Regions from separate parts of the Homo sapiens genome. Here region 1 is linked to region 2. A link is a loop called in an ENCODE intact Hi-C map of the cell type or tissue named here. Cell type or tissue: thyroid gland. All regions are shown on one strand. Links, peaks and the distances in the headings refer to the core of each region. The heading gives the core; the rest is flanking DNA. Region 1 holds the start of LOC124904710 (a long non-coding RNA gene). Region 2 overlaps FBXO17 (F-box protein 17).

Region 1 (14,739 bases), core at 4,225-12,224, 410 kb after region 2:
TAGAAGTCGCTGATGGATTCCTGGTGGGGGCGGGTAGGGTGTGAGGGGGTGCTGGGGCCGACCATGGCCCTGCAGCCCCCGACCCAAGTCACACCTGAACCGTCTCACGTCCTCACCTGCAGCCGCAGGAGGTAGTCCACAGTGCAAATGATGATGTTAATAGTGGTCGTGTTCCCTGTCTGTGTCCGTAGGTAGTTCTGGAAATCTGGGGAGATGAAAAGTCATTTATCCAGCACCTCCCATGTGCTAGGGGAGATGAACAGTGGGTCATTTATTCATTTATGCAATACTCATGTGTTGAGTTCCTATTGTATGCCAGAAAGCATATCATCATCAATTTATTTAATAACTATCAAGTACTTACTATGTGACAGAGAAAGATGGATGATCATTTATTCATTTGTCTAAAAATACTGGCCGGGTGGCTCACGCCTGTAATTCCAGCACTTTGGGAGGCCCAGGCAGGCAGATCACCTGAGGTCAGGAGTTTGAGACCAGCCTGACCAACATGGTGAAACCCCGTCTCTACTAAAAATACAAAAATTAGCTGGGTGTGGTGGTGGGCACCTGCAATCCTAACTACTTGGGAGGCTGAGGCAGGAGAATCGCTTCAACCCCGGAGGCAGAGGTTGCAGTGAGTGGAGATCTCACCATTGCAGTCCAGCCTGGGCAACAAGATGGAAACCCCGTCTCAAAAATAAATAAATAAATAAATAAATAATTTTAAAATAGGCTGGGAGCGGTGGCTCACACCTGTAATCCCAGCACTTTGGGAGGCCCAGGTGGGTGGATCACTTGAGGTCAGGAGTTTGAGACCAGCCTGGCCAACATGGTGAAATCCCGTCTCTACTAAAAAAAATACAAAATTAGCCAGGTGTGGTGGCATGTGCCTGTAATCCCAGCTACCTGGGAGGCTGAGGCAGGAGAATTGCTTGAACCCGGAAGGCAGAGGTTGCAGTGAGCCTAGATCATGCCACTGCACTCCAGCTTGGGCAACAAGAGTGAAACTCCGTCTCAAAAAATAAATAAATATAAAAAAATAAAATATAAATATTATTGAGGGCCTGCTATGTGTCAAATGTGGTGGAGCGTCATTTATTCATTCAGTTTTTTCCAACAAATTTGTATATTGACCACCAACTATGTAGCAGGGAGAAATAGAGATTCAGTTCCTCGTTAGTTTCCAAACAATTTTATCAAATTCCTCCTATGTGCTGGGGATATTCATGCATTTATCCAACAAATATTTATTGAGCACCTACTAAAGGCCAGGGAACATATGGATTGGTCACTTGTTCATTTATTCAACATATTTTATTGAGTGTATACTACATCCTCACGAGATTAAGATTGTCACATCCTCTTTGCTACAACAAATTTGTTGCGTTCTTACTATGTGTCATGCAGTATTCTAGGCTCTGGGGATACAGTAGTAAAAAAAAAAAAAACAGTCCCCGGCCTTGGGGGGGATTTTTTTTTTTTTTTGACAAGGTCTCCCTCTGTTGCCTAGGTTGGAGTACTGTGGCATGATCATAGCTCACTGCAGCCTTGACCTCCTGGGTTCAAGTGGTCCTCCCACCTCAGCCTCCCAGGTAGCTGGAACTATAGGTGTGAGCCACCACATCCGGCCAATTTTTAATTTTTTTGTTGAGACCAGCCCAGGCTGGTCTCGAACTCCTGGCCTCAAGCAACCCTCCTACCTTGACCTCCCATAGTGCTGGGATTACAGACATGAGCCGTATGTCCAGCCCCTGCCCTTGTGAAGTTTATATTCTTGTGCAGTAATTTTTTAATCTTTTCTGACTGCAATCTATGGTAGGAAATCCTTTTTTTTTTGAGATACAGTCTTGCTCTGTCACCCAGGCTGGAGTGCAGTGGCATGATCTCAGTTCACTGCAAACTCTGCCTCCCAGGTTCAAGCAATTCTCCTGCCTCAGCCTCCTGAGTAGCTGGGATTACAGGCATGCGCCACCACGCCCGGCTAATTTTTTTGCATTTTTAGTAGAGACAGGGTTTCACCATATTGGACAGGCTGGTCTCCAACTCCTGACCTTGTGATCCACCTGCCTCGGCCTCCCAAAGTGCTGGGATTACAGGTGTAAGCCACCACACCCAGCCGAGGAAATCCTTTTTACATTGAGACCTGATACATGTGTTCAATCTGAAATTATATTCACCTATTCCCGAAAGAGAAGTTTCACATTGCCTTACTCTGTGCCATGCATTCTGTTCTTTTCTGTCCTGTACTGCTCTAGTTAACTACAAAAGAAGAAGTGTGTGCTTCTCATCCTCTCAACCTTGGCTGCACATCAGGACAACTAGGAGGCTTTTAAAAACCCCAGTGCTCAGGCCCAACCCCAGATCAATTGAATTAGAACCTGTAAAGGCAAAACCTGGGCTTAAGTCTCTTTTAAAGCTCCCCAGGCATGCCAGTGTACAATTACAATGAGAACCTCTGCGTGAAACTGATTCATGAACGTCTGTCTGATGGGTTGGTTCCCACTATTTAAAAAACATTGTTCTGTGAAAGCAAACTGTTAAAGCTGAGTGATGGGTAGTTGGGGGTTTATTATACTGTAATATATGATTGGAGGTTTATTACACTGTAGTATATGATTGGAGGTTTATTACACTGTAGTATATGATTGGAGGTTTATTACACTGTAGTATATGATTGGAGGTTTATTACACTGTAGTATATGATTGGAGGTTTATTACACTGTAGTATATGATTGGAGGTTTATTACACTTTAGTATATGATTGGAGGTTTATTACACTGTAGTATATGATTGGAGGTTTATTACACTGTAGTATATGATTGGAGGTTTATTACACTGTAGTATATGATTGGAGGTTTATTACACTGTAGTATATGATTGGAGGTTTATTACACTGTAGTATATGATTGGAGGTTTATTACACTGTAGTATATGATTGGAGGTTTATTACACTGTAGTATATGATTGGAGATTTATTACACTGTAGTATATGATTGGAGGTTTATTACACTGTAGTATATGATTGGAGGTTTATTACACTGTAGTATATGATTGGAGGTTTATTATACTGTAGTATATGATTGGAGGTTTATTATACTGTAGTATATGATTGGAGGTTTATTATACTGTAGTATATGATTGGAGGTTTATTATACTGTAGTATATGATTGGAGGTTTATTATACTGTAGTATATGATTGGAGGTTTATTATACTGTAGTATATGATTTTTTTTTTTTTTGGTAGAGACAGGGTCTCCTTATGTTGCCCAGACTTGTCTTGAACTGCTGGGCTCAAGTGATCCTCCTGCCTCAGCCTCCTAAAGTGCTGGGATTACAGGCATGAGCCACAGTGCCCAGCCAAGTCCTTTTAAATGTTTATAGCAACATCATGTTGCACAGGAAGGTTTTAACAGCCCCTGAAAGTATTTTTGCCCCCCGTTTTTCTTTCCCCTTAACTTTTTTACAGTCAGTTCACAATTGCTCTATCAGGTTGGCTCAACAGAAGGCCCATTTTGCCTAGTTTCATGACATAGACAAAGCATACTCAAATATTCAAAATTTTATAAGCAAAGGTACAGGTTTTCCCATCAACCCTGCTTTCTAACTCCTTTATTTGTGTTAATTTAAATTGTTAAATTAAATTGTGTTAATTTAAATTGGGCTATATGCAAAAATAAAAGATACACAGCTCCTGTAAAAAAAATTCTGGCAACTGACAACACCTGTTATAGACATGTGCAAATAAGTGAGAGACAAACCTTTTGTCTGCTTTGAATAGCACTGACTCCTCAAGACATGCAAGGGGTCTGAGATTTGAAAGATATTTCAAATATCTATTTGATTAGGTCATGAATTTAGGCGAGGACTGGGTTGCAAATATGTTGGGAGACAGCAATCCCTTTCATAACAACATTCTCATTTTCAAAACTTCATATTCCTGAGGAATAAAATTTATTTTAAACCCAAAGACTGATTCCATCTTAGTTAAAATTAAAGAATGAAAATCTTAGTCCCGGCTGGGTATGGTGGCTCACACCTGTAATCCCAGCATTTTAGGAGGCCAAGGCAGGAGGATTGCTTGAATCCAGGAGTTTGAGATCCCCTGGGCAACACAGTGAGATCTCATCTCTACAAAAAATAAAAAACTTAGCCAGACATGGTGATGCATGCCTGTAGTCCTGGATACTCGGGAGGCTGAGGGGTGGATTACTTGAGCCCAGGAGGCAGAGGTTGCAGCGAGCTGTGATCACACCACTGCACTCCAGTCTGGGCGACAAGAGTGAGACTCTGTCTAAAAAAAAAAAAAAAAAAAAGAAAAAATCTTAGTCCCATGGCACAAAGGTATTTAATAAACCTTGAAAAACTCGTTGTGGACACAAGAGCTTTTGAAAATTCAAGACAAAGAGATCATACTTTATCCTTTGTTGAAAGAAAAAGAATGAAGATTAAAGATATTTACAAATCAGTTACCTTAAAGAGCACTAACCAAGTGGGTGAAGGTTCTATGGAAGTAAGATTACTAATTACTCCAATTCTTGTCACGAAAGTTGATTTCCGGGTAGTCTGTGGTTTCCTAATCACCTGCTAAAGGTTATAACCACAATCTTGAGACTGTACATGTTTGTTATAGGAAATGGCATTGGGTAGAATGTTTTTTGTGCAGAATTTTGTCTGTTCTGTAAAGTTGTAAGCTAGGTTTGCTGCATGAGACTGCATTTCTCATCATTGATGTTGTGTAATTAATTTGCTGTCATCCTCAATCTTGTTAAATTGGCTGAACCACAACAAAACAAAACTCTTGCTTAAGATAGGAAAGAATCTGTAGGCCTTTGTACAGATCTTTCCTCTGCAAAGATTTTATAAGCAAAATAAACAAGTGATTCTAATAGATTTATTTTTAAATGCCAGGCAGTTTTTTCCCTTAGGTCTTTTCTGGACCTAAAGTACAGAAATCCACCACGTGTATAGAACTTTGGCAGCCACTGCAGAGCGCCTGTGGGAAAATAGCATGTGACAAATTGTCCATTTGGGCAAATTGATTTTTGGCCAAATTGGTTTTTGGCAGGTTGCTTTTGGGGAATTGGACTGGCCAGAGGAGATGAGGGGGAAACAAAGTGGCTAGATTCCAGAAATTCCAGCGAGGTTTTTTTTTGAGATGGAGTTTTGCTCTGTTGCCCAGGCTGGAGTGCAATGGTGCGATCTTGGCTCACTGCAACCTCCATCTCATGGGTTCAAGCGATTCTCCTGCCTCAGCCTCCTGAGTAGCTGGGACTACAAGCATGTGCCACCACGCCCTGCTATTTTTTTTATATTTTTAGTAGAGACGGGGTTTCACCATGTTGGCCAGGCTGGTCTCGAACTCCTGACCTCAGGAGATCCACCAGCCTTTGCCTCCCAAAGTGCTGTGATTATAGGCCTGAGTCACTGCGCCCAGCCTCCAGAGAGATTTTGAAAGCTAGGTGGATTGACACTGGCTGGAGAGTGGCCATCATTGACCGGGGGAGGAGGAGGGGCGGAAACTAATTCAGTCAACCCTTCCGTACCAGCCCCAAACCTCGGCTTCCCCTCCACCCCACACCCCTCCTCCTCACCATTATTGTGCCCCTCACAGAGCAATTGTAGGAATCGGAACAGGTCTTGTGTGAATTCATCATCCGCCATGACCTTCTCTCCTAGGTGGAAGGGAGGGGACAGGGCCCAGGAGGGGTCAGATGCGCCAAGACACAGCGCACACATGCACAAGGCCCATGCACACTGCACACGCATGCACAAAGCATGGGGGTGCTGGGAGGAGCAGCTGCCACTCCAAAGACACTGTGAGGGCCATGGGCATCCATGACGCCAGGCGGTCTTGACCTCAGAGCCCATGACATCAGCAGACGGAGACCCAAGGGGCCCTGAGTCATGAAGCTGGGGCCTCAAGTGTCTTTCTACATCAGTGCCCTCTGATGTCACCACTTGTGTTACGTTCGGGAGAGTCTGCTGACCTAGCAGACATTCAGGCAGCTGGTAATGCCCTCAGCCCCCCTTCAGACCGTGGAGGTTAATGGATTATGGGGGTTTGGGTCACCTTCACACAAAGGCTCTGGGCAGGGGAAGATTGGGCTGGGAGGGATAAGGGATGGGGATTGAAAGCCAGCCAATTGGCCCAGATGCCTTGAAAGCAGCCAATCCAGGAGTAGCACAGGGGAGGCGTGTAAACAAGGGCCAATCAGAATGGGCATCTGAAAGAAGCAAATCATGGTGGGCGGTAGGGGAGGAGGCTAGACCGCAAATGGGCCAACCAGAGCAGGCACAGAGGAGGCAGGCGCAGAGGAGGCAGGCGCACACCAATCAGAGTGGATGCCGGAGGCAACCAATTCGGTTGGTGGATGGGAAACGCTGACTGACCAATCTGAGGTCGGGGTGCAGAGAGCAGAGTAGGTGGGAGTGGGGATCACTCCACACCGGGACTGCGAATCTGGGTCTGGAAGTCCGACAATATCCAGCTGGAAAGAGATCTTTACCATGTTCTCTAGCTTCTGCTTCACACATGGGGAAAGTGAAGCTTAGGGAAGGTAAGAGACTTGTTCACAGGCCCATGTATTCTCAGTGGCTGATCTGGGACCTGAATCATGCTCCCCAGACTCCTGATCTCCAGGTTTTGCACTGGCAGGGTGCACCTGCTGAAGGGTCCCTCCCTCCCCTCCACGTCCCAGATCCTCAGCCCCTAGGTGGAGGGGTGGACGGGGTTAGGAGGGGTGGGTGACAGCAGCACAGCACGGGGGTGGGCTGGGGGAATTACCGTTCTGGCGATTGATGACTGGGGCAGCCAACAGGATGGGAGGAGGAAGCAGGAGAAAAGAGAGAAAAAGAGAGGGAGACAGACCGCAAACACACACAATGACAGTCAGGGACAGAGACACAGAAAGACACACAGAGAGAGAGGAACAACCCACAGAGAGAAAGGCAGAGTGATAAGGAGACAGAAGGAAATGGATTAGCAGGGAAGAGGGTAGGAAATGAGGGTAAAAGCAGAGGGAATGAAAGAAGAGGATGGAGAGGGAGAGAGAGAGATGAAGACATAGAGGTAGAAAGGCAGGAGCGAGGATCCGGGTAGAAAGGTTAGACACGTCACAACACGGCAAAGAGGAGACGCGATTAACCCGGATTAGGGACATTAATAAGAGAACAGCAACCAGGGCGTGACATTTGGGGCACGTGGAGGGTGGGGTCCATGTAGTGATGGGTGAGAACACAAGACAGAATGACTTCTGGTGGCGGGGGGGGGCGGAGGTGGGTGGTGGACATGGGGAGGGAGACCCCAGGGGGATGGAGGGGGTGGGACTGGGGGACCACAGCAGAGGGAGGGACCCGAGGGAGCCCTTGGGAACCAGTGTCTTGGAGGAAGGGAGCTCTGGGCAATGGCGGGTGGGGGTGGGGTGGGAGGAATCCCAAAGGAAGATGTCTCAGGGGGTGGGAAGCCCAAGGGAGGGCCTCACCAGTGCCATCCTCATTCACCATGCCCAGCCCCTCGGCCTTGTTCTGTCTCTCAAAGGCATTGAGATCCAGGACGCTGAGGAAAAGAAAGGAAAGATAGGGGGTATGTGATGAAGCCTCTGCCCTCCTCTCTCCCAGGGCCTGGCAGCTCCCCACCATGGTAGCCTGGAGAGCCACAGTAAACCATCTATGCGCTGAAATCAAGAGGAAGCAGAAATGAAGAGTTGGCAGAAGCTAGGACATATGGTTGGGCCAGGATGAACCATGCGCAAGCTGAAATAATGAGGAACCAGAAACCACCCATTTAGCAAAAGCTGCAGAGGGTAGGAAAAATCAGCCGGCAGCAAGAGGTGAATAAAGGCAGACAACAGTAGAGGCAGATTAATTGGGATCATCAGAGAGCTCCTAAATCTCCCACTGCCAAGTTCCCCTTAAATTCTCAAGTTTTTGGTTCCACTGTCTGGAATTCATAATGCAACTCATTCTTCAAGTCTATGACATTTTGCCTCCCTTATTGTTCTACATTAATTCTTATAATAAATTCCCTGTTATTTGAGCGATTCTGAGTGAGTCTCTTTCCCTGGACTGAAAGAGCAGAATCAGAACTGGAAATGGTACCAGGAGTGGGGTGGCAGTGGCACCAAACACAGCTTAACAAGAAGAGGTCCACTCGAACCTACCTGCATGTTTGCATCAGTGCCTGGATACTCTGGAAGAAGCCAACTTCCTTCTTGTCCTTAAGATAATCCAGCATTTTCTGCAGAGGGCGAGGCAGGGGAGGAGAAACTGGGAGTCACACAGGAACCTCTCATCCCTCCTTGCCTTCTTCTGAAGTCCCTTTGCCTCTGTTACCTGCTGGACCTCAGCATTGCCTCCATTGAGGATGGAGATGCCCAGCTTCAGGGTGGAGGACACCATGGCACCTGTCTCTCCTGGAGGGAGTGGGAGAAAAAAGATGGTCCACCCAGTTGGAAGGCAGTGTGTTCCACCCACCAGAAAACAGCCATCCCAAGGGATGTGAGAGAAGGGGATTTAAGAGTGTGCCAAGGTGTGCATGCAGGGGTGATCGTGATTGAAGGATGAGTGAGAAATTGCAAGGCAGGTATACAAGGGGAAGCTGCAAGGGCTGGGGTGTGCGTGCAAACCACAGGCATTGAGGGGCGGCAAATGGGTCCACAGGGAATGGGCGAGCCAGGAGGAGTGAGGTTAGGATGAGTGCACTCGGAAGAGTCCAGTGCACATGTGAGGGGCACCTTTGCAGGCACTGATCATCTGCAGCACCATCTCGGCCGCCCCCCGGGTGTGCAGCCGTGCTTGCTGGTACAAGAGCCTCTGCTTCTCCATCTGTTTCTCCTGGGAAGGGAGGCAGACACATGAAGGCAAGTCCAGGCTTTCCAGCCCAGCCTTTCCCCCTCACATTCTCACTTCTGCCCTCCCTGTTCCAGCCACATCCACAACTCACTCCTTCAACCATGAGCTCCCTCCATCCCCTGGGGCTCACACCCTCGATGTATCTCCTGTACCTAGCACGGGGCTAGGCATTAGGCAAGATCTACATAAATCAGAGCTGGGCATGCAGCAGTCTTAACCTGGGCCCATGGGCCTCCAGGCCATCTGTGAACTTGGATGATGAAAAGTTACATTTTTATGTTTTCCGCCCTCTAACAGAAATGAAGCATTTCCTTCCTATATGGATGAAGCCATAAATCACAGCGATATTAGCAGAACCTGTGGCTTTGTCACCAATAAAAATCACAGATGTGGCTGGGCAAGGTGGCTCACATCTGTAATCCCAGCACTTTGGGAGGCCGAGGCAGGGAGATCACGAGGTCAAGAGGTCAAGACTATCCTGGCTAACACAGTGAAACCCCGCCTCTACTAAAAATACAAAAAATTAGCCAGGCGTGGTGGCATGAGCCTGTAGTCCTAGCTACTTGGGAGGCTGAGGCAGGAGAATTGCTTGAACCCGGGAGGTGGAGGTTGCAGTGAGCTGAGATCACGCCACTGCACTCCATCCAGCCTGGGCGACACAGCGAGACTCTGTCTCAAAAAAAAAAAAAAAAAAAATTACAGATGGTTCCATATCACATTATTATTGCTGTATATTCCATATCACATTATTGTTGCAGAATTAGAACCATTTCCTATTCAAATTCTGCTCTTTTGGTCCAGGAAGAGAGACTCACTCACAATGGCTCAAAGATGTCTTTAAATATCAGTTATGTTCATCACTACTTCTCAATTATAGTAGCTGTTGGATCTACTGCTAGATCTTTTTTTTTTTTTTTTGAGATGGAGTCTCGCCCAGGCTGGAGTGCAATGGCGTGATCTCGGCTCACTGCAACTTCCACCTCGCGGGTTCAAGCGATTCTCCTGCCTCAACCTCCTGAGTAGCTGGGATTACAGGTGCCTGCCACCATGCCCAGCTCATTTTTGTATTTTTAGTAGAGATGGGGTTTCACCATGTTGGCCAGGCTGGTCTTGAACTCCTGGCCTCAGGTGATCCACCCGCCTTGGCCTCCCAAAGTGCTGGAATTACAAGTGTGAGCCACTGCGCCCAGCCTTAGATCTTATTTGATAGATTAACAATGTACAAGTATTACTGGATCACAAATTCATTTTTAAAATATTTTGATAGCTATTCAATACTTGTTTCCTCTGCTATGAATTCATTTTATACATTTAAAAACATGATCCTGAGAAAGTCTTCACCAGATGCCAGAAGGGACTCTGGCACAGAAACAGTGAAGAAAACTATGAAGTAAATGCTTGCTAACTGTCTCAATGAATGAATGGATCGGTGAATTGCATGTTTACTAGCTCTTTCTTGCTGCCTGGCCTTGGCATATACTATTCTCCCTACGTAGAACATTTTTCTCTTTTTCTTCAACTGGCAGGCTCCTTTTATCCTTCTGCTCAGAAGTCCCCTCCTCCGAGAAGCCCTCCCTGATACATTTTCCTGCAGGCTGGGTCAGGCACCTTGTTTGGGCTGCTTTATCCCCCTGAGGTTCCCCCATCTTGGCCCTGACCCCTCTGCCTGTATCCCCATCATCCCAACCCTGACCCCTCTGCCTGAGCCTCCTCAATCCCAGCCCTGACCCCTCTGCCTGAGCCTCCCCAATTCCAGCCCTGACCCCTCTGCCTGAGCTTCCCCCATGACCATGGTGTACACTCCGTGGTGTTAGTTTGGCGGGTGTATCTGTCTCCCCAGTGGACTGACTTGGTCACTGCTGTGTCCCCAGAGCTTTGCTCTGTGAACACATGCTGAATGAATGGGAGATGACTGCAGTCAGGGTCCCCCATCCCTTCCCTCCAGGACCTCCTGAGCCCACCTACCTCAAAGGAGACCTCAACCTCCTCTTCAGCTTCACCGTTCTCCCCTCCCTCCTCCAGGTGGCAGCTCTGGGGAGGGGGCATCAGTTAAGGGATGAACAAAGCAGACCCCTCCATCCCGCCCCAGCCCTTTTTGTGGACAAGCACTGCAGGTGGGGAGAGGGAAATCTGCCCCAGAAGAGGGGGGTAGGGCCTCACCTTTGCCATGATATCAGCATAGGCCATGTACAGGTAATCCTCATCCAGTTTGCTGGGGAAGTAAGCAGGGGAGTGGTCAGGACCCGGTGGAGAGGACCCCCATCTTATAAGAGCTTCTGGGCAGGGTGCGGTGGCTCATGCCTGTAATCCCAACACTCTGGGAGGCTGAGGCAGGCAGATCACTTGAGATCAGGAGTCTGAAACCAACCTAGCCAACATGGTGAAACCCCGTCTCTACTAAAAGTACAAAAAATTAGCCGGGTGTGATGGTGCTTGCCTGTAATCCCAGCTACTCGGGAGGCTGAGGCAGGAGAATTGCTTGAACCCGGGAGGCAGAGGTTGCAGTGAGCTGACATTGCGCCACCGTACTCCAGCCTGGGTGACAGAGCAAGACTCCATCTCAAAAAAAAAAAAAAAAAGAGCTTCTGGTTTTCTTTGGAGGGCCAACCCTCCCCATGTTCAGGCTGTGTGACTCAGGTGGCTGGAGTGGCCATTGCCAGGGTGGCTTGTGACAAATGCATGGCCGATGAGGACTTTTATCTGTGTGGCCATGATGACAGGTAAGAAATGGTCATGTTGTCCATGCTGTCCAGTAAAATCCATTCTGGGAGTTGTTTTGTTTGTTTATTTTGTTCTTGAGACAGGGTCTTGCTCTGTTGGCCAAGCTGGAGTGCAGTGGTGCCATCAAGGCTTACTGCAGCCTCAACCTCCCAGGCTCAAGTGATCTCCCACATCAGCCTCCTGAGTAGTTGGGACTACAGGCACATACCAACACACCTGGCTAATTTTTCCATTTTTTTGTAGAGACAGGGTCTTGCTATGTTGCCCAGGCTGGTCTCAAACTCCTGGCCTCCCAAAGTACTGGAATTACAGGTGTGAGCCACCGCGCCTGGCCCATTCAGTGAGGTTTGCTGGAGCTAATGGTGGAGGCACTCCCTTTCCACTGGGGATGCTAAAATGGAGTGATGGAAGGCTGGAGCTCCCAGAGCCATCTTGCCACCTGTCAGCTCAATAACAAGTATGGCCAATCCCTTTCTGCTTGGGTCTCCTCTACAATGGCCAACACCTGCTGAGTGTTTACACTAACACCATGTCAGTGCCTGTTCTAGGTGCCTTGTATATATTAACAAACTGACCCTCACAGTCATCCAATTGGGTGGGTATGTTAATAGCCCTATTTTATCGGTGGGGGAACTAAGATACAAAGACCCTTCTCGGCTGGGATCACACAGCTTGCGCTGGGACTCAACTTGGATGGCCAAACTCCAGAGCCATCGCTCTCCCACAGGATGCAAAATGGGATGCTCAAATTCTTCATCACCTTGCAGCCCGAGATGGCCTTATGTCAGAATTTCTGGCCAATGAGATCTGTGTGGAAGCTCACCAGAGAGATAAAGAGACCAAAGAAGGCTGGGCGCGGTGGCTCGTGCCTGTAATCCCAGCACTTTGGGAGGCTAAGGTGGGCAGATCACCTGAGGTCAGGAGTTTGAGACCAGCCTGGACAACATGGCGAAACCCTGTCTCTACTAAAAATACAAAAAAAAAAAAAAAAAAGAGAAAGAAAAAAGAAAAATAGCTGGGCATGGTGGCATGCACCTGTAATCCCAGCTACTCGGAAGGCTGAGGCAGGAGAATCGCTTGAACCCGGGAGGTGGAGATTGCAGCGAGCCGAGATTGCGCCATTGCACTCCAGCCTGGGCAACAAGAGCAAAACTCCGTCTCAAAAAAAAAAGAGAGAGAGACCAAAGATCTTGCTGAGGGTGAAGAGTGGGGACCCTTTGTCCTTCTTTCTGCCTGGCATGTGGCTGTGATGCCTAGAAGTGCAGCATCCACCCAGGACTACAGACAAAAGCTAAGAAGGGCAGAGCAGAAAGCTAGAAAGACCCTGGGCCCCTGTCAGTGTCCCTGTGCCACTGCCCAGTCCTGAAGTCTTTAGCTCTTGACTTCACGTTATGTAAGAAAAACAAATCCCTGACAGGCGCGGTGGCTCATGCCTGTAATCCCAACACTTTGGGAGGCTGAGTGGGGAGGATTGCTTGAGTTCAGGAGTTTGAGACCGGCCTGGGCAACATAGTGAGACCCCCATCTCTACCAGAAAAAAAAAAAAAAAATAGCCAGGCATGGAGGCACGTGCCTGTAGTCCCAGCTACTCAGGAGGTTGAGGCAGGAGGATCTCTTGAGCCTGGGGTGATGTGGAGTGGGGGGTCTGAGCTGCAATGAGCTATGATATGACACTGCATTCCAGCCTGGGCAAGAAGAGCAAGATCTTCTCAAAAAATAAAAAAGTAGGCCAGGTGCAGTGGCTCACGCCTGTAGTCCCAGCACTTTGAGAGGCCAAGGCGGGAAGATCACTTGAGGTCAGGAGTTTGAGACAAGCATGGCCAACATGGTGAAAGCCCGTCTCTACTAAAAATACAAAAATTAGCTGGGCGTAGTGGTGGGCGCCTGTAATCCCACTTGCTTGAACCTGGGAGGCGGAGGTTGCAGTGAGCTGAGATTGTGCCACTGCACTCCAGCCTGGGTGACAGAGCGAGACTCCATCTCAAAAATAAATAAATAAATAAATAAACAAAATGAAAAATAAATCCCTGTGCCTTCATTCCCTTATCCACACAAAGGAGATGCAATAATCCGTCTCACAGTGTGGCGGTTAAGTGAGAGGATATAGATATCCCCGCTTAGCTTGGTGCCTGACACATAATAAGCATTTGATGAATGGCTGCCTGCTACTGTCAGCAGCAGCGGCAGCAGCTGCGCCATCTGCATCACAATTATTTATTACTAAGCCTGTCATTAGCCTACATGAAGCTTTTGAGGGAATTACAGAAAACCTCCCCACTACTTCTGTCTGTTGGAAATTTGTCATACATATGGATTTTTTTCATAATATACTGATTTTATTTGAGCAAGACACTTTCTTCTAGAAAAGCCTAGTTAATCTACATTGTCTGTGATACGAACCCCTCAGACATGCCCTTGTGAAGTGTTCAGCCATGCAACGGTGTATGTTGGCTGTGCCTGTCCTAGCAAAGTGACATTTACGTTCCTTTTCTTTTCTTTTTGAGACAGAGTCTCGCTCTGTCGCCCAGGCTGGAGTGCAGTGGTATGATCTCGGCTCACTGCAACCTCCGCCTCCCAGGTTCAAGCGATTCTTCCGCCTCAGCCTCCTGAGTAGATGGGATTACAAGTGCCCACCACCAAGCCTGGCTATTTATTGTATTTTTGTAGAAACGGGGTTTTGCCATATTGGCCAGGCTGGTCTTGAACTCCTGGGCTCAAGTGATTGCCTGCCTCAGCCTCCCAGATTGCTGGGACTACAGGCGTGAGCCACCGTGCCTGACCAGCAAAGTGATATTTAAAGATCCGTCTGTCTTGGGCTCCCCCAGGACCTGGAGGGCCTCTCCTGAGGCACAGGGAAGCTGCTGGGCTGGGGGTGGCCCCAGGACCTTGGGGGCATTTCTGGGGCCCTGGCAAGAGTCTTCACCTCTTTTCCGTCAGGGCAGTGCGGCTGAAGTGCAGGACCAACTGGTGCAGGGGGTCTGGCTTCTTCTCTTCCACCTCTTCCTCCTCCTCCTCCTGCTCCCCAGCTTTCTGGTGGGAGAGGGGAGACTTGGGGAGAGGGTTTCTAGAGTCCCCTCCTGTCACTGCCCCCATGTCCCTGTTGGTCTGGATTTTTTTTTCTCTTTTCCCACATCCTGCGCCCTACTTTGGTTCTACTCAAGCCAGGAG
Region 2 (13,858 bases), core at 5,859-13,858:
CATAATCACGCCACTACACTCCAACCAGGCGACAGAGTGAGACTTTGTCTCTTAAAAAGAGAGAGAAAGAGAGAGAGAATGAAATCCCTTAGCAATGTCCCTTCTGCAGTGCTCTGAAAGTTGAGGCAGTTGCAAAAGCCTGCACGTGCCCAGGGGAGGAATGTGGACCCCACAGCTTCACGAGCAGTGGTGAACTGAAAAAGCGTGTCAGATAGGAAATGTTCTCATAGCCACTTTTGAAAAATACAGTCTGCTGTAGTAGCATCCTGGGTCCCTTTGGGTAGCTGAGTACCAATAGCATTCCCCGGTCACTCTGACAGCCAGTAACCTTCCTCCAAACACACACTCTCCCAAAAACCCTGGAAGCAGGCAATACTAGGCCCTACTTGTCCTATTGTGACCCAGCTAGTAGTTGGCATTCAATCTTGCAGTGGGTACTTTTCAACCTTTCCCAAAATTGGCCAGAAGCCCCTCTCAGGCTTATTCTCCAAAATAAGCCTGTCTTTGACTGTTGAGCCACTTTTCGTGTTTCTTTCCTCTTTCCTTTTTTTTTTTTTTTTTTTTTTGAGACAGTTTCACTCTTGTTGCCCAGGCTAGAGTGCAGTGGCACAATCTCAGCTTACCACAATCTCCACCTCCTGGGTTCAAGGGATTCTCCCACTAGTCTCCCAAGTAGCTGGGACTACAGGAGCATGCCACCACACCTGGCTAATTTTGTATTTTTAGTAGAGACGGGTTTCACCATGTTGGCTAGGCTGCTCTCAAACCCCTAACCTCAGGTGATCCACCCACCTTGGTCTCCCAAAGTGCTGAGATTACAGGCATGAGCCACTGTGACTGGCCACAAACTTTTTTTTTTTTTTTTTTGAGGCAGGATCTCACTCTATTGCCTGGGCTGGAATACAGTGGCCCCTTCACGATTCACCACAGCCTCAACCTCCCTGGCTCAGGTGATCCTTCTCCCCTCAGCTCCCAAGTAGCTGGGACTACAGGTGCATGACACTATGCCTGACTAATTTTTTTGTATTTCTTTTGTAGAGAGAGGGTTTCGTCATGTTGCCTAGGCTGGTCTTGGACTCCTGGGCTCAAGCAATCCTCCCGCCTCCACCTCCCAAAGTGCTGGAATTACAGGCGTAAGCCACCACACTGGGGCCCCATACAAGCATTTAATATGGTTTGTGTGGATAGCTGAGGGCTCATTCAGTACATTTCTTGAACATCTCTGCTCCTTGGTGAAGTCTGGCTGCCCTTGTTGGGCGAGGGGCCTACCCCTAGCCCCAGAGATCCTCCTTTTGCCAGTGGGAACACACTCCTAAGAAGAACAGGAACTGCCGGGCGCAGTGGCTCAAGTCTGTAATCCCAGCACTTTGGGAGGCCTAGGCGGGCGGATCACAAGGTCAGGCATTCAAGACCAGCCTGGCCAACATGGTGAAACCCTGTCTCTACTAAAAATACAAAAGTTAGCCAGGCGTGGTGGCAGGTGCCTGTAATCCCAGCTACCCGGGAGGCTGAGGCAGAGAATCGCTTGAACCCGGGAGGCGGAGGTTGCAGTGAGCCGAGATCATGCAACTGCACTCCAGCCTGGGCGACAGAGTGAGACTCCGTCTCAAAAAAACAAAAAAGAAGAAGAGTGGGAACTAAGAACTCCTCCTAAGAAGAACTCCAGGAAACTAAACTCTGGTGCACATCACACCCATGCCAGGCAGACTGGTAGACTTGTTTATAAACCTAGGGAATTTATTTATTTATTTTTGAGACAGAGTCGCTCTGTCACCCAGGCTGAAGTGCAGTGAGTGATGTGATCTCTGCTCGCTGCAACCTCCACCTCGCGGGTTCAAGCGCCGGGCCTCAGTGAACTATTAATGCAACTCAGAACCACCTGGAGAAAAGCACAGCTTGGTCTTTGTAAAGTCTGTCTCCACAGCTTCATTCTTTCTGCGGTAGGAATAAAGATGATGTCAGAGGCTGGGCATGGTGGCTCACACCTGTGAAAATTAATATTAATATTTTAAAAATTAATGTGAAACACTAAATTATGTTAGTTGCCATTATTATGACACATCATTTTTAAAAAGTGACAGCAACTATTTTATTTATTTATTTATTTTGAGGCAGAGTCTCGCTGTGTGCAGTGGCATGATCTTGGCTCACTGCAACCTCCACCTCCCAGGTTCAAGCGATTCTGCTGCCTCAGCCTCCTGAGTAGCTGGGATTACAGGCTCCCACCACCATGCCTGGCTAATTTTTGTATTTTTAGTAGAGACAGGTTTCACCATGTTGGCCAGGCTGGTCTTGAACTCCTGACCTCAAGTGATCCACCCACCTCCGCCTCCCAAAATGCTGGGATTACAGGCATGAGCCACTGTGCCTGGCTGACAGCAACTATTTTAGCTGTGACATTTTCATTTAGTGGCATTTATTGGCCCTTATTAAGCCACGGTGCTGAGCATTTAAGCTGGATCAGCTCATGAATTCTATCATCTTGTTTAATGGGCAAAACTCTCCTTTGAGGATGCCCTTGGTTAAGAGGCTTTAATGATCTAATGCTTGTTATCTTCATGTGCCCAATAAGTGCTCAATTCATGTCAGCTATTGTCATTTTTAAACAAATTAAGGTTTTACTTAAAAAAAAGAAATAAGCCTGTGTCAGGCAAGTAGTCCATGAATGTAGCAAAAATTCCTGACATCATCTTTTTTTTTTTTTTTTGAGACAGAGTCTCAGTCTATCGCCCAGGCTGGAGTGCAGAGGCACGATCTCAGCTCACTGCAACCTCCACCTCCCGGGTTCAAGTGATTCTCCTGCCTCAGCCTCCTGAGTAGCTGGGATTACAGGTGCCCACCACCACGCTCCGCTACTTTTTGTATTTTTTGTAGAGATGGGGTTTCGCCATGTTGCCCAGGCTGGTCTTGAACTCCCGACCTCAGGTGATCCGCTCACCTAAGCCTCCCAAAGTGCTGGGATTACAGGTGTGAGCCACCATGCCTGGACTAATATTAAATTAATATCACTCTTATTTAGGAGCCTACAGGGGCTTTTCCTAAGTGCTTTAAAATACTCATTTCATCCTCACAACAGCCCTATGATGGAGGCACCGTTAGCAGCCCCATTTTCAGAAAGGGAAACTGAGGTATAAAGAGATTAAGTGACTTGCCATTGGTCATATAATTTATAGCAAGAAGTGGAGCTGGAGCCGAGCACAGTGGCTCACACCTATAATCCCAGCACTTTGGGAGGCCAAGGCAGCAGGATCCTTTGAGCCCAAGAGTTTAAGACCAGCCTGGGCAACATGGTGAAACCCTGTCTCTACTAACGATACAAAAATAAGCAGGGCCTGGTGGCACGCACCTGTAGTCCCAGCTAATCAGGAGGCTGAGGCACGAGAATCACTTGAACCTGGGAGCCAGAGGTTGCAGTGAGCTGAGATTGTGCCACTGCACTCCAGTCTGGGTGACAGAGGGAGACTCTGTCTCAAAAAAAAAAAAAAAAAGAAAGAAAGAAAATGTTTTAGAAAGAATGGAAGCAGAAAATACTGGGTAGACAGCTCTTTTGAGAAGTTTTACCACAAAGAGAAACAAAGACGCTGCATGCGGTGACTCATGCCTCTAATCCCAGCAGTTTGGGAGGCTGAGGTGGGAGGATCACTTGAGCCTGGGAGGTTGAGGCTGCAGTGAGCCATGATCACACCACTGCACTCCCACCCGAGTGAAGAAGCAAGACCCTGTCTCAAAAATAAAAATAAAAGGCCAGTTGCAGTGGCTCACGCCTGTGATCCCAGCACTTTGGGAGGCCAAGGCGGGCGGATCATGAGGTCAGGAGATCGAGACCATCCTGGCTAACATGGTGAAACCCCGTCTCTACTAAAAATACAAAAAAATTAGCTGGGCATGGTGGTGGGCGCCTGTAGTCTCAGTTACCCGGGAGGCTGAGGCAGGAGAATGGCGTGAACCCAGGAGGCGGAGCTTGCAGTGAGCCGACATCGCACCACTGCATTCCAGGCTGGGCAACAGAGCAAGACTCCGTCTCAAAAATAATAATAATAATAATAATAATAATAATAATAATAATAATAATAATAAAATAACACATTGTCAGGGCAGGCGCAGTGGCTCACGCCTGTTAATCCCAACACCTTGGGAGGCTGAGGTGGGCGGATCACCTGAGGTCAGGAGTTTGAGAACAGCCTGGCCAACATGGTGAAACCCTGTCTCTACTAAAAATATAAAAATTAGCCAGGTGTGGTGGCGGGCGCCTATAATCCCAGCTACTCAGGAGGCTGAGGCAGGAGAATTGCTTAAACCTGGGAGGTGAAGGCTGCAGTGAGCTGAGATCGCGCCACTGCACTCCAGCCTGGGCAACAAGAGTGAAACTCTGTCTCAAAAAAAAAAAAAAAAAACACATTCTCGGCCCGGCGCAGTGGCTCACACCTGTAATCCTAGCACTTTGGGAGGCTGAGGCAGGTGGATTACCTGAGTTCGGGAGTTCGAGACCAGCCTGGCCAACATGGTGAAACCCTGTCTCTACTAAAAATATAAAAATTAGCCAGGCGTGGTGGCAGAGGCCTGTAATCCCAGCTACTTGGGAGGCTGAGGTAGGAGAATCGCTTGAACCCAGGAGGTGGAGGTTGCAGTGAGCTGAAATCGCGCCACTGCACTCCAGCCTAGGCCACAGATCGAGACTCCATCTCAAAAAAGTAAATAAATAAAAAATAACACATTCTCTGCACACACCCTTGCCCACTTTGGCTTCCTCCTGCATGAGACCCTGGTTAAATCCAGCCTTCCTCTCTGCCGTGCCTGCACCCACACAGCTTGAGTGAGCTAAAAAACAACACAGCCCCCTGGCCAGGCTAATTTCAAGTCTGTGAACTTGACCCTCAGGCGGACCCCAATGCTGCCTGGCAGCCATATGACATTTCTCTGATCCCCTCCTTCCTCCTGTCTTCTAGACAACTAATTCACACCTTTTCCCTTCTCCTCTAATCCTTTCCAACACCTCCTCCCCCCCTTTCACTCTCCCTTGGCTTCTTATTTTGCAGAGAAAATGCAAGAGATGAGAAGTGAACTTCCACAGCCACCCCCGCCTCTACCACCTACCTGCACCCTTGCCCACACCCGTTCTCCTGCTGTGACTGTCCCATCACCTGCTCCCACCTTCCCGCCCACTTCCAGCCACCGTCCCTGGTTCTCACCTCTCTCTGCTGCTCATTCAGTTTCCCCCATGCACTGGATCTCCTGTTAGCCCACACAGCATCCTGTCTCCCATCTCAAAACAAACCCTCTCTCTTTTTTTGTTTTTGTTTTTGTTTTGTTTTGAGACAGGGTCTCACTTTGCCGCCCAGGCTGGAGTGCAGTGGTGCGATCTCAGCTCATTGCAACCTCTGCCTCCTGGGTTCAAGCAATTCTCCTGCCTTGGCCTCCCGAGTAGCTGGGATTACAGGTGCGCCACCACACCCAGCTAATTTTTGTATTTTTAGTAGAGATGGGGTTTCACTATGTTAGCCAGGCTGGTCTCAAACTACTGACCTCAAGTGATCTGCCCACCTCAGCCTCCCAAAGTGCTGGGATTACAGGTGTGAGCTACCGTGCCCAGCCCAAACCCTCTCTTGACTTCACCTCCCCTTCTAGCTACAGCCCCACTTTTTTTGCTATTCTTTTTATTTTATTTAGAGACAGGGTCTCGCTTTGTTGCCCAGGCTGGAGTACAGTGGCATAATCATAGCTCACTGCAGCCTCCAACTCCCGGGCTCCAGCGATCATCCCACCTTAACCTCTGGAGTAGGTGGGACTACAGGTGTGCACCACCACACCCGGCTAATTTTTTCATTTTATTTTTTGTACAGGTGGAGTATCGCTGTGTTGCCCAGGCTGATCTCAAACTCCTGGCCTCAAGCAGTCCTCCCACCTTGCCCTCCCAAAGTGCTGGAATTACAGGCATGAGCCAGCGTGCCAGGTCAAGAATGTTTTTAATGATTAACCATGGAATTTAAGCTGGCTAAGGAAGAAATGAGGGCATGGGAGGGTGAGGGGGAGTAAAATATGAAAGGGACAACGGATGGGAGATCACAGTGGGTTGGAAGGATCATGCGAGTGGGGCACTGGAGGGAATGAGGTGGAAAGAAAAAGTGATGGGTGGAGAGTGAGTGTGAGATTGAGGTTCTGAAGAGGCTGCTGTTATTCAAACAAGGTCTGGGTTTGACCACGAGAGGGAGATGTTGGGGAAGGAAAAAGTCACTAGAGAGAGGTCAGGGAACAGAGAGGTTGGGGCTGCGGAAGAACTATCTGGTTATAGAAATCACTGAGAATGATGCTAAGAGCAGCGGGAGCGGCCGTGAGCCCAGAGCTAAAATTAGGGAGAAGAGAGGAGTCATGATCTGGGTCAGCAGATGACGCATGAAGCAAGGTAGTGATGAGATTCATCGCTGGGGGTTTTGGGGAGGGTGGAGGGAGAATGGTCAGGAAGTAGCTCCCAGGAGCACGGAGACCTCCCCACTTGGAAGGCCCACAGGAGAGCTGGGTTCCAGTTAGAGCAAGAAGGTGGTAGGAATGTTCAGAGAAGTAACTGAGGCAAGAAGAGATTTTGTTGAAGATGGGTCATGGGTTCCAAAGGTCACAGTAGCTGGCACACATTGGGGTATGGGGTAGAAATGGTTTCTTCCGCAGTGGGTTTCCTTGTGGGTCTGTAACCCGACTGAGGTTTGGCCGCTCAACACTCAAAAGCCAAACTCAGGCCAGGCGTGGTGGCTCACGCCTGAAATCCCAGCATTTTGGGAAGCTGAGACAGGTGGATCACTTGAGGTCAGGAGTTTGAGACCAGCCGGCTAACATGGTGAAACCCCATCTCTACTACAGAAATTACTGGCTCGGTGTGGTGGCACACATCTGTAATTCCAGCTACTTGGGAGGCTGAGGCAGGAGAATCGCTTGAACCCGGGAGGCGGAGGTCGCAGTGAGCCAAGATTGTGCCACTGCACTCCAGCCTGGGCAACAGAGTAAGACTCGGTTTCAGAAAAGAAAGCCAAACTCGGGCCGAGCGTGGTGGCTCAAGCCTATAATCCCAGCACTTCGGGAGGCCGAGGTGGGTGGATCACCTGAGGTCTGGAGTTCGAGACTAGCATGGCCAACATGGTGAAACTGTCTCTCCTTAAAGATACAAAAATTAGCCAGGTGTGGTGGTGCATTCCTGTAGTCCCAGCTACTCGGGAGGCTGAGGCAGGAGAATCACTTGAACCTGGGAGACAGAGGTTGCAGTGAGCCGAGACGGGCCACTGCATTCCAGCCTGGGTGACAGAGTGAGGCTGCCTCAAAAAAAAAAAAAAAAATAGAAAGCCAAACTCAAGAGAGATGACAGTTGGTGGGAGGAAAAGCAAGTTTATTTGGAGAGCCAGCAAACCGAGAACACAGTGGACTATCATCCTAAAGTACCATCTTAAATCAGTACAATTTTTTTTTTTTTTAGGGGCAGAGGGAAGAGAAGGGCATTGTGATCAAGAGGTGACCAACAGGCCAGGCGCAGTGACTCATACCAATTCCAGCACTTTGGGAGGCTGAGGCAGGAGGATCACTTGAACCCAGGAATTCAAGACCAGCCAGGGCAATGTAGTGAGACCCCATCTCTACAAAACAATAAATAAAATAAAAAACTAGCTGGGCATAGTGGCATGCACCTATAGTCCCAGCTACTTGGGAGGCTGAGGCAGGAGGATCACTCGAGCCCAGGAGGTAGAGGCTATAGTCCTGGTTTCTAGCTCCATAAAAAAGTAATAATAATAAAAATAAGGAGGTGACCACTGCAGACATCTGAGTGCCAGCTAGGGTCCGAGGAGGTTGATGACTTCTTTGTCCTTGGTTGGGTCACAATGCCCCTATAAATCTTTGAAAAAACAGGCTGGGCGTGGTGGCTCACACCTGTAATCCCAGCACTTTGAGAGGCCGAAGTGGGTGGATCACGAAGTCAGGAGTTCGAGACCAGCCTGGCCAAGATGGTGAAACCCCGTCTCTACTAAAAATACAAAAATTAGCCGGGCGTGGTGGCGGGCGCCTGTAGTTCCAGCTACTCGGGAGGCTGAGGCAGGAGAATCGCTTGAACCCAGGAAGCGGAGGTTGCAATGTGCCAAGATCGTGCCACTGCACACTCTAGCCTGGGCAACAGAGCAAGACTGTGTCTCAAAAAAAAAAAATCTTTGACAAAACATAGTTGTTTACATACTTCTTTAATCCCAGAGTTAGTTTTAAAAACTACATGATTGCTGTTTTTGCATATTATCTCAGCGGTCTAAAATTAACCTAGCCATGTGCAGGAATGGGTAAAGTCCCCTTAAACAAAAATGGGGTTAGTTATGTTAGTTCTTTTGCCATTTCACTGGTCATATACCTGAAGCGCTTAGCCTGACACAATTGAACGCCAGACGGAAGCCGTGATCAGCGGTCCTGACGGGGGTCAGAGTCAGACCAGGGGTCTTTTACCCAAGTGGGGAAGATTGGGAAAGGCCTAGGATCAGAGAGGGAAATGGGTCCCTGGTTGCCCATGGACCTAATGGGGTCTCTCGAGCAGCAGGGGCCTTGCGCCCTGGGGGACAAGGTAGGGAGGGGGTGGCCTGGCTGCGCTGACCCGCCTACCGACCCCTCTCGACCTGCAGGACTCTGGCTACTGGAGATGGGCGCCCGGCTATCGCGGCGACGGCTGCCGGCGGACCCATCCCTGGCCCTGGACGCGCTGCCCCCGGAGCTGCTGGTGCAGGTGCTGAGCCACGTGCCGCCACGCTCCTTGGTCACGCGATGCCGCCCAGTGTGCCGCGCCTGGCGCGACATAGTGGACGGGCCCACTGTGTGGCTGCTGCAGCTGGCCCGCGACCGCAGCGCCGAGGGCCGCGCACTCTACGCAGTGGCTCAACGCTGCCTGCCCAGCAACGAAGACAAGGAGGAGTTCCCGCTGTGCGCCCTGGCGCGCTACTGTCTGCGCGCGCCCTTCGGCCGCAATCTCATCTTCAACTCCTGCGGAGAGCGTGGGTGACGGGGGCGGGGCCCAGGAGGCTGAGGGGGGCCGCGCGAGCGAGGCGGGGGCGGGGCCGGGACAGAGTCTGAGAGATGTAGCCAATGGGCGAGACCGCTGGAGGAGCCAGGGGGCGGGGCTGAGGGACGCAGTGCCTGGGCGGTAGGCCCGGTGGGCGGGGCTGGAGAAGGTGAAGCCGGGAATCCGAACGAGTGGGCGGGGCAAGGCAGGAAGACCCTGGCTGGGCCGGGGGAGAAAGCAAGTAGTTTGGTATGCAGAGGGGATGCAGAACAGGACAGGGGCCAGGCGCGGTGGGAATGGCAACGCTTTGGGAGGCCAAGGCAGGAGGATCGCTTAAGCCCAAGGAGTTCAAGGCTGCAGTGAGCTATGATCGTGCCATTGCACTACAGCCTGCGTGACAGAGACCTTGTCTCAAAAAAAAAAAAAAATGGTGGGGTGCAGTAGCTCACGCCTGTAATCCCAGCATTTTGGGAGTCTATGGTGGGAGGATCGCTTGAGGCCAGGAGTTTGAGACCAGCCTGAACAACAAAGTGAGACTCTGTCTCTAAAAAATTTAAAAATTAGTCCAGGCGCAGTGGCTCACGCCTGTAATCCCAGCACTTTGGGAGGCCCGAGGGGGCAGATCACTTGAGGTCAGGAGTTCAAGACCAGCCTGACCAACATGGTGAAACCCCATCTCTACTAAAATACAAAATTAGCCAGGTGTGGTGGTGCACGCCTGTAATCCCAGCTACTTGGGAGGCTGAGGCAGGAAAATTGCTTGAACCTGGGAGGCGGAGGTTACAGTGGGCTGAGATCATGCCATTGCACTCCAGCCTGGGCAGCAAGATTGAAACTCCATCTCAAAAAAAAATTAAAAAATTAAATTAGCCAGGCGTGGTGGCATGCACCTGTGGTCCTAGCTACTCTGGAGGCTGATGTGGGAGGATCGCTTGAGCCCAGGAGTTTGAGGCTGCAGTGAGCTATGATGGAGCCACTGCACTCCAGCCTGGGCGACAGAGTGAGACCCTGTCTCTCACACACACAATGAAGAGCAGGACTGAAGGAGAAAGAGCAAGTAAGGGTGGCTGAAGAGAAGCTGAGTGGATGGGCACCGCTGAGAGTCACAGTTGTGGGGTAGGACCAGGAATACAGAATAATGGGAGGAGGAGTCGGTAGGAGAAACCAGGGAGGATTGGAGCACAAGAGGGAGAGGCTGGTGGACAGCACAAGCTGGCTGGTTGCGGGGTCTCTTCTGGGCAGGCTGGCAGGTGAACCATATGTTCAACTCTTGTTTTCCCACAGAGGGCTTCAGAGGCTGGGAGGTGGAGCATGGCGGGAACGGCTGGGCCATAGAAAAGAACCTAACACCGGTGCCTGGGGCTCCTTCGCAGACCTGCTTCGTGACCTCTTTCGAGTGAGTGGCCCAAGTGAGAGGCCCCGATCCCTGGGGCAAAGGCCCCAAAGAAAGGGACCCTACCCCCCACACTGTCCTCATCGTCACCTTCACCCTCTCCTTCCCCCATTTATTTATTCATTGATTCATTCCATCAATCAACAAATACTTGTTGAGGGTACTGTTTCATATGCCAGGGATACAAGGAAAGATCAGGAAGGTTAGCAACCACAGGCAGCAATGCTCTGTGCATCATCGCCTGCAGTTTGTGAGACAACAGCAAGACAGCTTTGATCTAAAGACAGGGTTTTGGGCCGGGCACGGTGGCTCTCGCCTGTAATCCCAGCACTTTGAGAGCCCGAGGTGGGCAGATCACTTTAGGTCAGGAGTGCGAGACCAGCCTGGCCAACAGGGGGAAACCCCGTCTCTACTAAAAAGACAAAAATTAGCTGGACGTGGAGGCTGAGGCAGGAGAATCGCTTGAACCCAGGAGGCAAATGTTGCAGTGAGCCGAGATTGCACCACTGCACTCCAGCCTGGGCGACAGAATGAGACTCTGTCTCAAAAAAAAAAAAAAAGGGAACATGGCAGATTAGCACCCAAGATGGAGTCGCTTTTGCCTCCACAAGGAGTTACTCTATACTAGACACTTTACATATAATTCTGGCAACAACCCTGTGACATAGATACTATTATTGCCCCCACTTTATAACAGGAAACTGAAGGCCGGGCACGGTGGCTCATAGCTGTAATCCCAGCACTTTGGGAGGCCGAAGTGGGAGGATCTCTTGAGCCCAGGAGTTTGAGGTTGCAGTGAGCCTAGGATCATGCCACTGCACTCCAGCCTGGCAACAGAATAAGACCTTGACTCAAAAGAAAAGAAAAAATGAGAATCTGTTCTCCATGGAATGATGGTGCCACCTCTACAGTTTATGAAGTTTCTGTGTATACCTACGTCTGTCCCTGGCACTCTGTTTTTTTTGTTTTTGTTTTTGTTTTTTGAGATAGAGTCTCATTTTGTTGCCCAGTCTAGAGTGCAGTGGCGCAATCTTGGCTCACTGCAGCCTCTGCCTCCCTGGGTTCCAATGATTCTCCTGCCTCAGCCTCCCGAATAGCTGTGACTACAGAGGTGCGCCACCATGCCTGGCTAATTTTTGTATTTTTTGTAGAGAAGAGGTTTCACCATATTGACCAGGCTCGTCTCTAACTCCCGACCTCCGGTGATCCGCCTGCCTCGGGCTCTCAAAGTGCTGGGATTACAGGTCTAAGCCACCGCGCTCAGCCGGTTCCTGGCACTTTGTTCTATTCCATTGCTCAACTTACCCATCCTTCCACCAATACTGCACAATTTATGTTATTATGGCACATTCTAGTTTGAGGAGAAGGACTGTTTACAAAGTTGTAGGCAGGAGCCCCTGAGCTAGTAACAGTTAGGAAAGGAACGTTACCACCCCTAGACTGCTAGAGGTGAGGGGAGGAAACAGTTACTGGAAAATGAGGAGAGAGTGCCATGGAGATTTGCTTTTTCCTTGGGGGACAAGGCAGTCCCTTGAGAAGGACCTAAGAGGATAAATACCCTGATTTTAGTCACCTCTTTCACTTCCATCCCCTGCCGGAGCATCCCATTGGCTGATCCAACAGGAAGCAATGGGTGACAGAGACAAGGCTGTCCAGCTTTAGACCCGGGGCCCTCACACTTTAGGAGGCCACAGAGCTCCCCGCTCACATGTCTAGTATGTGGCCTTCATTTGTAGTCATGTCCTGTCCCACAAAGATGAGGGTCAGGCTTTCATAGAGGTCAGCTGCCTGGAGCCCGCAGCAGGGTGGAGAATGGCAAAGGGACTCCAAGAGGCCAAGGAGAGATGTATAGCCCATCATGCATCTTCAGGTCTGCTAGAGCAAACCCTGAGGGCTGCTTTAGAGAGGGTTATCAAGGGAGACTTCTTGGAGGAGGTGGCTTCTGACTGTGACTTGAATGCCAGGACTGTTTGCCCTGCCCCCTGCCATCTCTCCTTCCCAGATGGTGCTCCAAGAGGCAGCTTGTGGACCTGGTGATGGAAGGGGTGTGGCAGGAGCTGCTGGACAGCGCCCAGATTGAGATCTGTGTGGCTGACTGGTGAGTGAGGAGCGGCACCCTGCCCCAGAGCAGCAGCAGGCTTGGCAGCGGCTCTGCAACAGGGGCTCATTTCCCGCCCCATCAACCCCACGGGTAGCGGCTGTCACTGTGCACCCTTTGTGATGAGGCTGAGAGGGGAAGTGATGCAGAGCCGGGGAAGGTAGAGCTTTGGAGAAGCCAGAGCCCCCACTCTGCACTCCTGCCCACCCTCATCCCAGCAGGCTGGGGTGGTCCACAGGGGGCCACTGACTGGCTTGATACCCCTCTGAAACGAGACACCTCCCCTGACCACCTTGTGGATGCCCAGGGTCTCTGAAGGGGTGGGAGCATGGTGCCCTGTGAGCTGAGGCTCAGGGAGCATAGTTGGGACAGGACTGGCTTCAGAGCCTACAGGCTTAGGATGAATGCCTTCTTCCCAAAACACCCAGGTTCTGCCCCAAAGCATTCCAGCTCCTCCTTCAGGCTGTGGCTCTTCCATAGAAAATCTGGTCTCTTCCCTGGGGCTCTGGCTCTTCCCTGAAGTCATCAGGCACCTGCCCTGCATTGTGGTTCTTCCCCAGAGCATCCTTTCCCGTCCCCCAACTACCTACCCAAAAGCCTCCAGAATCAACCGCAGGACCACCCAGGCTCCTCCCCCAGGACCACCCAGGCTCCTCCCCTGCTCTGGCTCCACCCCAGGACCACCCAGACTCCTCCCCCAGGCTCTGGCTCCACCCCAGGGTCACCCAGGCTTCTCCTCCAGGTTCTGGTTCCACCCCAGGACCACCCAGGCTCCTCCCCCAGGACCACCCAGGCCCCTCCCCCAGGCTCTGGTTCCACCCCAGGACCACCCAGGCTCCTCCCCCAGGACCACCCAGGCTCCTCCCCTGCTCTGGCTCCACCCCAGGACCACCCAGACTCCTCCCCCAGGACCACCCAGGCCCCTCCCCGAGGCTCTGGCTCCACCCCAGGACCACCCAGATTCCTCCCCCAGGACCACCCAGGCCCCTCCCCCAGGCTCTGGCTCCACTCCAGGACCACCCAGACTCCTCCCCCAGGACCACCCAGGACCCTCCCCCAGGCTCTGGCTCCACCCCAGGGTCACCCAGGCTCCTCCCCCAGGCTCTGGCTCCACCCCAGGACCACCCAGGCTCCTCCCCCAGGCTCTGGCTCCTCCCCAGGACCACCCAGGCTCCTCCGCCAGGCTCTGGTTCCACCCCAGAACCACCAAGGCTCCTCCCCTAGAGGTTCCCAGGCCAGGACGTCTCCAAATGTGGTCCAGATGTGCAGGACCTTCATCAAGATGGAGCCAGCCCTCAGCCTCCCGCCCCGAAACCCAGAGAGCTGGCTGGGTGACGGGGGCATAGAGGCTGACTGC

Evidence for each region. A loop is a pair of places that touch in the nucleus more often than their neighbours do. Peaks named below come from ENCODE experiments on the same cell type or tissue, not always from the same donor. Only the 100,000 strongest peaks of a DNase experiment are listed, where the experiment ranks them.
Region 1: a loop joins it to region 2, with 2.7 times the contacts of the local background. A loop is called at or near these places in 44 of 110 quality-filtered maps.

What each region holds. Positions count from the first base shown.
Region 1 is chr19:38,528,813-38,543,551 of GRCh38, reverse strand. It overlaps RYR1 (ryanodine receptor 1), which reads right to left. Exons shown (of 106, transcript NM_000540.3): 76 at 14,495-14,601; 77 at 11,011-11,062; 78 at 10,816-10,881; 79 at 8,733-8,832; 80 at 8,332-8,411; 81 at 8,160-8,236; 82 at 7,482-7,555; 83 at 6,785-6,802; 84 at 5,592-5,672; 85 at 117-205; 86 at 1-20. LOC124904710 (a long non-coding RNA gene) reads left to right here and starts at 6,439. Exons shown (of 2, transcript XR_007067250.1): 1 at 6,439-6,557; 2 at 7,618-8,039. In thyroid gland, for the core only: no CTCF peak of the experiment used is centred there; no DNase peak of the experiment used is centred there.
Region 2 is chr19:38,945,115-38,958,972 of GRCh38, reverse strand. It overlaps FBXO17 (F-box protein 17), which reads left to right. Exons shown (of 6, transcript NM_024907.7): 2 at 8,637-9,002; 3 at 10,295-10,406; 4 at 12,406-12,501. The coding sequence starts at 8,654. Among named protein-coding and RNA genes, the nearest start is that of MRPS12, 21 kb to the right of the region's middle. RefSeq lists silencers at 5,870-6,164, 9,009-9,068. In thyroid gland, for the core only: no CTCF peak of the experiment used is centred there; a DNase peak (open chromatin) is centred at 9,021; H3K4me3 peaks cover 518 bases; H3K27me3 peaks cover 337 bases.